Regions from separate parts of the Homo sapiens genome. Here region 1 is linked to region 2. The links are chromatin contacts, found by Hi-C or POLR2A ChIA-PET in ENCODE. All regions are on one chromosome and are shown on one strand. The core of a region is the stretch at or near the end of the contact, and the rest is flanking DNA. Distances in the headings are between cores, read along the strand shown.

Region 1 (4,838 bases), core at 1,182-3,681, 33 kb before region 2:
GACAGCATCATATATCCCTGAGTTTGATAAAGGTCAGCGTGTTATAAGACAGCTCACAGAATCCAGGTGTAAATTTCTGTCAATAAGATTATTAAAAAGCTATGATCATGCTGTTAAAGCCATGCTAGTGGTCAACAGCTGGGTCGAGGAAAACGTCAAATGGCAAGGCCCAGAGCACTTAAGAAAAAAAAGAAATTATTAGGGCTCAGGTATAGAGTATTAAGTTAATCGCACTTTTCAGTTCATGGCTCATTATACTATGATCAGTCCATCCAAAGCCCCTTACTTTTCTTTTATTTTTTTTTTTAGACGGAGTTTTGCTTTTGTCGCCAAGGCTGGAGTGCAATGGTGCAAATATATACATATATATATATATATATATATATATATATATATTTTTTTTTTTTTTGGTTTGTATGTATGCATTCATGTGAAGTGTTGTCATGCCCAGGGTCAGGTTCTGGTCCATGCTGAGGTCCGAAGGCAGTGGGTGGATGGGTGGCAGATAGCTGAAAGAACACTCAGAGGGCTGCAGGCAGATGAAGTATGGTTTTATTCAGCGGCTCTCTTACACCGTCTGTCTCTGTCTTGGCTGCTTGCTCTGGCTCTGCGGCTCCTGCCGCTCCCACACACAGCTGCACAGCCAGCTCTCCCTATGGGGTCAGCAGCTTAACTCTTTCTCTCTCTGGGCACAAGTCAAGCCGAGCCCTGGCTCCCCTCTGTCCATCTACTAGATGGAGAGCTTTGGCTCTCTCTCTTTCTCTGGGTGTGTGCTGTATGCACAGTGTCAGCAAGGCAGTTGTACCTTATACGAACAATAGTGGCTCCGAGCTAGGTGATGAGCCTTCCCATGTTATGGCTACATAACTGTGATTATATTACAAATGGAGTTATGCACCGGCATGCCAATCCCACTGAGTCATGCAGGATGTTTACCTTGGTCTATCCTTGACCAAAGCACATCCATGTACCTTACAAGTGTGTTGTTTGGTTTGCATGTATTTTAATTTACATTAGTATTATTGTGTTATATATCTCATTCTGTCTTCCTTTTTTTCACTTCTCACTTTGTTTTTAAGACCTATGTATGTTAGGCCAGGCATGGTGGCTCATGCCTGTAATCCCAGCACTTTGGGAGGCTAAGGCAGCAGGATCACTTGAGCTCAGGAGTTGAAGACCAGCCTGGGCAACATGGTGAGACCCTGTCTCTACAAAAAATATAAAAGTTTGCCAGGCATGTGGTGCTTGCCTGTAGTCCCAACTACTTGGGAGGCTGAAGTGGGAGGACCAGGAAGTCGAAGCTGCAGTGAGCTGAGATCATGTCACTGCACTCCAGCCTGGGCAACAGAGTGAGATCCTGTCTTAACAAAACAAAAACAAAAACAAAAACAAACCCTATACATCTTGCTATGTAAACATCTAGTCCATGATTCTGACTGCTGCAGAGTACTCCATAGTGTGCACCCGCCACATTTGTCCTCTCTGCTTCCCCAGTACTGGGCACCCCCAAGTGCCTCCAACTTCCCACCACCAAGACAATGCTACCATAAGCAGCCACATGTGTGATTCATTTTGGGCCCATGTGGGAATCTTTAGGCAGTCTCTTGCTTATATGGTGTATTTATGTGCCTCAGAAAAGGCACCTTTTCAGCCAGGCATGGTGGCTCACACCTATAATCCCAGCACTTTGGGAGGCCGAGGTGGGTGGATCACAAGGTCAGGAGTTCGAGACCAGCCTGGCCAACATAGCGAAACCCCATCTCTACTAAAAAAAAAAATAATACAAAAATTAGCCGGGCATGGTGGTGTGCGCCTGTAGTCCCAGCTACTAGGGAGGCTGAGGCAGGAGAATCACTTGAACCCAGGAGGCGGAGGTTGCAGTGAGCCAAGATCGTGCCACTGCACTCCAGCTTGGGCAACTGAGCGAGACTTCTTCTCAAAAAAAAAAAAAAAAAAGGCACCTTTTCCTCCTGAAGGATGCAGCCCCAACAGTAAAGCTGAAGGTTCAGCAATGTGGAGCTCAGGTTGGGTTTCAGCTCCTACTCACTCCCTCAGGTGGAGCCTAGTTGAGGATATAGTCTGTAAAACTGTGGGACGTGGCCCCGCAAACAAACATCCCCTCATTCTCACTTCCACCAGGTTTCTGTTTGCAACATCTGTCCTGGTTGGTATAGGAAAGGGGAGGGTGTCAATTGACACAGAAATCTCATCATAGAATATGCGTATACTTAATTTGACCGATCAGTGCCATATTGCAAGAGCACTTTATACATGGGCAGACAACACAGTTTATGTGCGTTCCACAGGAACTGGAAAGTCAGGTATGGCTGCAGCACACTGGTGGTAGAGCAGATGTGCCTGCCTGAGGCCAAGGTACTGCACTCGCCCACTTTGTCTTGGAGATGACAGAGAAACATCTTTTCCCTTAACACTACTGTCTTCTCATGTGTAGAACACAAGCAATGTGACTGGCCTCATATACCCAGGTCAGCAGCTCTGAGTGGCTCTGCCACAAGTGGTGGAGCTCTGGTCCTGAGCCATCCTGCGTTTGCCCTTTGGTGAGCAACCTGTGCCAGACACAAATAGAGACTGACAGTTCCCACTGAAGGACACCAGGACAGGCATAGATTCAGCCATCCAGGACAGTTCTATTAAACTGGTAAGGTTTAAAACTCATCAGAAATTCTTAGAATTCTTGAATTGATCTGAATTCCATTCAGATACATTTAAGCTCTCTTAAAACAACCATGTATGGAGGTAAATGAAGCACCTAAATTATAAAGAGAGCTGTTACTCATTTTCATGCTGATGTTTTCTCATGTCAAATGAGGATAATCACAATGATAACTTCTATAAGAAGACAGAAGACACAATTCATGATGTTTTCGGAAGGAATCAATGAATTTTTCAGGTGATTTCTGAAAGAGGATCCCAGAAATCAAACAATGACTATCTTTCTTGTGCTCATGAACTTAGAATTACACCTCAGGACTTACAATAAGCCTGGGTAACAGCCCATTACGCAAGGATGTGAATCACTCTGAATACCACAGCTATGACCATTATTATGGGCAATTATAAGTAAGCAAGGAGGTGGGCTTTGTAAAACAGTATGAAGGAACAGAGGGAGAAAGGTATACACCAGTATGTGCATAAACAAACAATCAGAATCCAGAAGATATTTACTACCAAGGGGACCTAAACATAAAAACCATAATATAAGCTCGGCATGCAGAAAGATGAGCACAGGTTAAAACCTGGAGACGGCTGCTATGTGACAGGACAGACACAGGGATTCACAAATGGCCTGGATGGTTCCCCTAAGACAAAGACATCCACCATCCAGTGGTGCCTGACCTATCCTTTTTGAAGGGCTCAGCATGGCTTTATTCCCTTCTATCCCTTGCCCCAGAAATGCATCACCCCCTCAGGGTCCTAGAGCCTACCTGTTCCTGCAGTGTCTCTTGGTTAGATCCCCGTCCCTATATCCTCAGAGTCATTAACTAACTCACATCTTTGGGCTCTTGATGTTCCATTTAAAAAGGTCAGCATTGGCTTCTACTCCATGTGAATCCAGAGTCAGCATCTTTCCCTGCTGTGTCAGCCCAGGCCCTGCTCTTTTATCTTGAAGAATCGGCTCCTGTAGCTCATTGCAAGGTCTCATTTTGAGTTTGGATTCTCAGGCTACCTTTACCATCCTCCCTTCGACTTGATTCAAAGTCTAAAGTGTGCCATGTTTGTTTATTTGTGTATTTATTTATTGGATTTAAAATATCTTTCTCCTGAGAGGCTCAAAGCTCATAAAAATTTTTCAAGGAGCAGCTACTTAATAATGATTAAGAAGTTATGCTACCATATGACTAATCCAGAAATAGGCCCAAATTAAGGCAAGGAAGATTTGAGTTGGCTCCTGAGGAAGTATTTGACAAAAGAGGAAACACAAGGTTGGACTAGGCTATGGGCACAGGACTTGATGGGAACTTCATCTCATCCTGGAGTTCTTCAAGGAGACAGAGCCGGGGATCTCACATAGGCTATACTCGAGGATTGCCTGCCTGCAAGCAGGGAAAAGCCAGGGCTCCTTTTATATCGGGGAAAACTTCAGAAGGGTGGCTAGGTGTTATACTTTCAAGCTATAATTCTGTATTCTTAATGATTGAAAAGCACCTATTTCTAGAGTAATAATTAGGACTGAGAGCCTGCCTAGGATTCCAAGAGCTCAAATGACGGGACATGTCTGTCCTTCTGGGCCCTGGAGTGTGGGCCTGTTCACTGCTCATCTTCTTTTTTCTTTTTTTTGAGATGGAGTCTCCCTGTGTCACTCAGGCTGGAACGCAGTGGTGCGATCTCGGCTCACTGCAACCTCTGCCTCCCGGGTTCAAGTGATTCTCCTGCCTCAGCCTCCTGAGTAGCTGGGACTACAGATGCGTGCCACCACACCTGGCGAATTTTTTGTATTTTTAGTAGAGATGAGGTTTCACCGTGTTAGCCAGGATGGTCTCAGTCTCCTGACCTCATGATCTGCCTGCCTCAGTCTCCCAAAGTTCTGGGATTACAAGCATGAGCCACTGCACCCAGCCTCTTAGCCACTTTTATAGGGCCAAGGGAAGTGGAATCTTAAGTGCTAATGTCCATTTAGTTGAAAAAAACTTCCAAATAATCAAATCTTACCTGTTATATCCAAGCCACACTTGCCAGTTATCCATTCCCAACTACTATACAAGGTTTCTACTAAAGAAAACTTTCCAGAAGTATTGAACAATGCAAACAGAGAAGATCTGACATTTCTTTTTTTTTTTTTTTGAGATGGAGTTTCGCTCTTGTTGCCCAGGCTGGAG
Region 2 (4,844 bases), core at 503-3,002:
AGGTGGGTGGATCACATGAGGTCAGGAGTTTGAGACCAGCCTGGCCAACATGGTGAAACCCTGTCTCTACTAAAAATATGAAAAATTATCCAGGCATAGTGGTGCATGCCTATAATCCCAGCTACTCAGGAGACTGAGGCAGGAGAATCACTTGAACCTGGGAGGTGGAGGTTGCAGTGAGCCGAGGTCACGCCATTGCACTCCACCCTGGGCAATAAGAATAAAACTCCATCTCAAAAAAAAAATTTTTTTTAATATATATTCTTATCCTCAGTGCAGTGTTCTATTATGTCAACAGAGTCAAGTTTACTGTGTTATTTTGATTTTTATGTCTTTACTGATTTATCATGTGCTTGTTTTATCAACTATTGAAAGGTTGTGTTAAATCTACCTTATTAATGTTGATTTGTCTATATTCTCCTTTTAGTTCTGTCCATTTTTGCCTTATATATTTTGAAACTATGTTATTCAGTGCATATATATTTAGAATTGTTATATCTTCTTGTGAACTGGACTCTATCATTAGAAAATGTCCCTTTCTATCTCTAGTTATTCTTCTTGCCTTAAGAGCTATTCTCTCTGATAATAAACAGCAACACCAGCTTGAGTGCAGTGGTGTGATCTCAGCTCACTGCAACCTCCGCCCCCGGGTTCAAGTGATTCTCTTGCCTCAGCCTCCCAAGTAGCTGGGATTACAGGCATGCGCCACCATACCCAGCTAATTTTTGTATTTTTAGTAGAGATGGGGTTTCACCATGTTGGCCAGGCTGGTCTCCAACTCCCTATCTCAGGTGATCTCCCCACCTTGGCCTCCCAAGATGCTGGGATTACAGGGGTGGGTCATCGCACCCAGCTCCAGCTTTCTTTCAATTATTGTTTGCACACTATACTTTTTCCAACTTTTACTTTGAGCATTTCAGTGTCTTATACTTAAGATATTTTTTATATGCAGCATATAGCTGGGGTTTTTTTAACTTTTCTTTTTAGATTGGAGTCTTACTATGTTGGCCAGGCTGGCCTTGATGCCTAGCCTCAAGCAATCCTCCTGCCTCAGCCTTCTGAGTAGCTGGAATTATAGGCACATGCCACCATACCCAGGTTATAGTTAGATAATTTTTAATCCAATCTGATAATATTCATCTTCTATTTGGAGTATTTATTCTATTTGTTTTAATGTAATTACTAATACAGTTGGAATTATACTTACCATCTTTGACTTGAGTTTAATACAAATTACTATTTTAATATTTCCCTGATAATGCTAAAATCTTAGAACACTTTATCTCTATTTGCCCTCTCCTTCTTGCTTTATTGGAGTCATGAGTTTTAATTCTACATATATTTTAAGCCCTCATATTACTATGATTAATCTTTACAGTCAATATTTATTTATATTTACTCACACATTTCCCCCTTTTGTTATTCTTCATTCCCTTCAAATTTCCTGTTTCCATTTGGGACTATTTTCCTTCTGCCTTAAGAACTCTCTTCAGGCCAGGCACAATAGCTCACACCTGTAATCCCAGCACTTTGGAAAGCTGAGGTGGGAGGGTCACTTGAGGTCAGGGGTTCGAGACTAGCCTGGTCAACATTGTAAAACCCTGTATGTACCAATAATAATAATAATAATAATAATAGCTGGGTGTGGTGGCAGGTGCCTGTAATTCCAGCTACTTCGGAGGCTGAGGCATGAGAATCACTTGACCCCAGTAGGCGGAGGTTGCAATGAGCCGAGATTGCACCACTGTAGCCTGGGCAACAGAGCGTCTCAAAAACAAAACAAAACAAAACAAAAAAAAACCTCTCTTCAGCTTTTATCTTAAGGCAGATCTTCTGGCAATAAATTCTTTCTGCTTATATGTTTGCTTAGGGGGAGGTTACAGTGAGCCGAGATCATGTCATTGCACTCCAGCCCAGGCAACAAGGGTAAAACTGTCTTAAAAAGAAGAAAAGTCTGTATTTTGCCCTCATTTTTGTCACAGAATATACGATTCTAGCTTGGCAGCTATTTTCTTTCAGTACTTCAAAGGTGTCATTTCATTGTCTTCTGGATTTCATCATTTTTGTTGAGATCAGCTCCTTTAAAGGAAACATGACTTCTTGCCTTTTAGATTTTCTTTTTATATTTGAATTAAGCAGTTTCATTATGATGTGCTTAGGTGGGGTTTTCTTTCTTTTTTTTTTTTTTGAGACGGAGTCTCACTCGGTCGCCCAGGCTAGAATGCGGTGGTGCTGTCTCGGCTCACTGCAACCTCTGCCTCCCAGGTTCAAGCAATTTTCCCACCTCAGCCTCCCAAGTAGCTGGGATTACAGGTGCACGCCAGCACACCCGGCTAATTTTTTGTATTTTTAGTAGACATGGGGTCTCACCATGTTGGCTAGGCTGGTCTCACCTGGTCTCAAGTGATCTGCCCACCTCGGCCTCCCAAAGTGCTGGGGTTACAGGTGTGAGCCACCATGACCAGCCTAGGTGGGGTTTTCTTTGTATTTTTCCTGCCTGGGGTTTACAGAGCTTCTTAAATACATAAATTTTTGTCTTTCATCAGTTTGGTAGTATTTTTGGACATTCTCTTCAAATATTGCTTCTGCCTTATTTATTTATTTATTTATTTATTTTATTTATTTATTTTTGAGATAGAGTCTTGCTCTTTCACCTAGGCTGGAGCGCAGTGGCTCAATCTCAGCTCACTGCAACCTCCACCTCCCGAGTTCAAGCGATTCTTCTGCCTCAGCCTCCCGAGTAGCTGGGACTACAGACACGTGCCACCGTGCCTGGCTAACTTTTGTATTTTTAGTAGAGATGGGGTTTCACCATATTGGCCAGGCTGGTCTCGAACTCCTGACCTTGTGATCCACCTGCCTCAGCCTCCCAAAGTGCTGGAATTACAGGCGTGAGCCACCACGCCAGCGCTTCTGCCTTATTTTCTCTCTCCTCTTCTTATGGGAACCTAATTATACTTAGGTTAGATCTTTCCACTCTGTCTTGAAGGGGAAACAAACTATGTGTTCAGACTGTTCATGTCTCTGATGTTGTCACTCTAGCTGTATGAAACTACTAGAAAGTTCTGTTAGTTTCTCTGTACCGTAGTAGGGGCCCTCTTCCAGAGCTAAGTCTGAATTCTCAGTTTTTTTCTTGTTTCAAGAATCAGTCTATATTCCCCAGGAAAAAGCCACTGCAAACCATCAGCTCAACTCTCTGGAATTATCCCCTCAAATCACTATTACATCATCAGCTCTCTGCCTTTAAACAGAAATTTCTTGCATTTCACCTGGCTTTAGTGGTTCTCAGTGGATGTTTAATTTTGTTGCAAACTATCATATCTAGAAGCATAAGTATCTTACGCCATATGTTTTGAGACTGCATTTTTATTATCATTTTCTATGTATTATTTTATTATCATTTTCTATGTATTATTATATGGAAATTATTATCTAATTTCCATTATTATTTCTTCTTTGACACCTTCAGAAAGTATTTTTTAAAATTTCGTATATATGGGGCCGGGCGCAGTGGCTCACACCTGTAATCCCAGCACTTTGGGAGGCTGAGGTGGGTGGATCACCTGAGGTCAGGAGTTCGAGACCAGCCTCATCAACATGACTAACCCGTCTCTACTAAAAATACAAAAATTAGCTAGGCATCATGGTGCATGCCTGTTATCCCAGCTACTTGGGAGGCTGAAGCAGGAGAATCACTTGAATCCAGGAGGCAGAGGTTGCAGTGAGCCAAGATCATGCCACTGCACTCCAGCCTGGGCAACACAGCAAAACAGTGTCTCAAAAAAAAATCATATAGATGGGTTTATATGGGTTATTTTTCATATTGGGGCAAAGTGTTTTCTTATATATTAAATCAAACTTAAATATTGTGTTATTCAAATCCGCATCCATACTTTTTCTTTGTTTCCTTGTCAGTTACTGAAAGAGAAGTATTAAGAATATCATGCTATGATAATGGATTCTTCAAGTTCTCATGTTCACTAAATTTATGCTTTATATATTTTGGTGCAAAAACTTCTTGGCTTTTATGCCTTCTCAGTGAATTAAATAATCATATGTAGTGTCCCTCTTTATGTACAGTAAGTTTTTTGCTTTATAATTTGTTTTTCCTGATAATATAGAGCCACACTAACTTTTTTCCCTGTTTGCCTGTTATATCTTTTCTAACATATATTTTCACTATTTCTGTGTCCTAATGTATATACATGTTTTTTGAGATGGAGTCTCGCTCTGTCGCCCAGGCTGGAGTACAGTGGTTCCACAGCTCACTGCAACCTCCGCCTCCCGGGTTCAAGCAATTCTTCTGCCTCCTCTTTTTGAGGAGTAGGTTTTTTTTCTAATTCACTCTTTACTTAGGGTAACACTTTTTACAGGCTCGACTTCATGCACAGTCTCCAACATAACTTCCAAACTTGCTTACTAGGTTTATCTCCTTCCACCTGGGTGACCTGTTCAAACCAGTGCTCTAAACCACCAGTAACTTTGGGCCTTTGATGAGAGGTTTCACAATTGGAGTTTTTCAGGATATGCAGTATACATTTAATCAGATACCCACCACACATATTTCCAGAAATGAAAAAGTAGATTGCTTTTTCTTTCTTTCTTTCTTTTTTTTTTTTTGAGATGGAGTCTCGCTCTGTCACCCAGACTGGAGTGCAGTGGCACGATCTCGGCTCACTGCAACCTCCGCCTCCCGGGTTCAGTATTACTGATCATTTTTAACATTATTCCTTAATTCTTCAATAAGTCTCCAAACTACCAAGGTCATTTTGAATTTAAATTATTTGTTCCATACACATTAAGGTACATAATCATATAAAGGCACTGGGGGTTGGGTGATAACG

What was found. A loop is a pair of places that touch in the nucleus more often than their neighbours do. ChIA-PET counts read pairs that join two places held with the same protein, here RNA polymerase II (POLR2A). Pooled maps may share reads with other maps.
Region 1: a map of PC-9 shows a loop between it and region 2 (5-fold over the local background). The contact joins two enhancer-like sites. A Hi-C loop is called at or near these places in 14 of 168 maps with a recorded cell type or tissue (Caco-2, Calu3, HAP-1 and 10 more) and 4 of 50 pooled maps. POLR2A ChIA-PET finds 5 or more read pairs at or near these places in 14 of 52 experiments (A549, CD8-positive, alpha-beta T cell, Caco-2 and 11 more).

The regions. Positions count from the first base shown.
Region 1 is chr5:134,244,585-134,249,422 of GRCh38, forward strand. No RefSeq gene overlaps it. Among named protein-coding and RNA genes, the nearest start is that of PPP2CA-DT, 21 kb to the left of the region's middle. Within about 2 kb of position 2,432, at least 10 of the 41 ENCODE cell types and tissues checked have a DNase peak (open chromatin) inside an H3K27ac peak, as active enhancers do; they include PC-9, where a contact is called at or near this core.
Region 2 is chr5:134,278,044-134,282,887 of GRCh38, forward strand. No RefSeq gene overlaps it. Among named protein-coding and RNA genes, the nearest start is that of PPP2CA-DT, 54 kb to the left of the region's middle. Within about 2 kb of position 1,753, at least 2 of the 41 ENCODE cell types and tissues checked have a DNase peak (open chromatin) inside an H3K27ac peak, as active enhancers do; they include PC-9, where a contact is called at or near this core.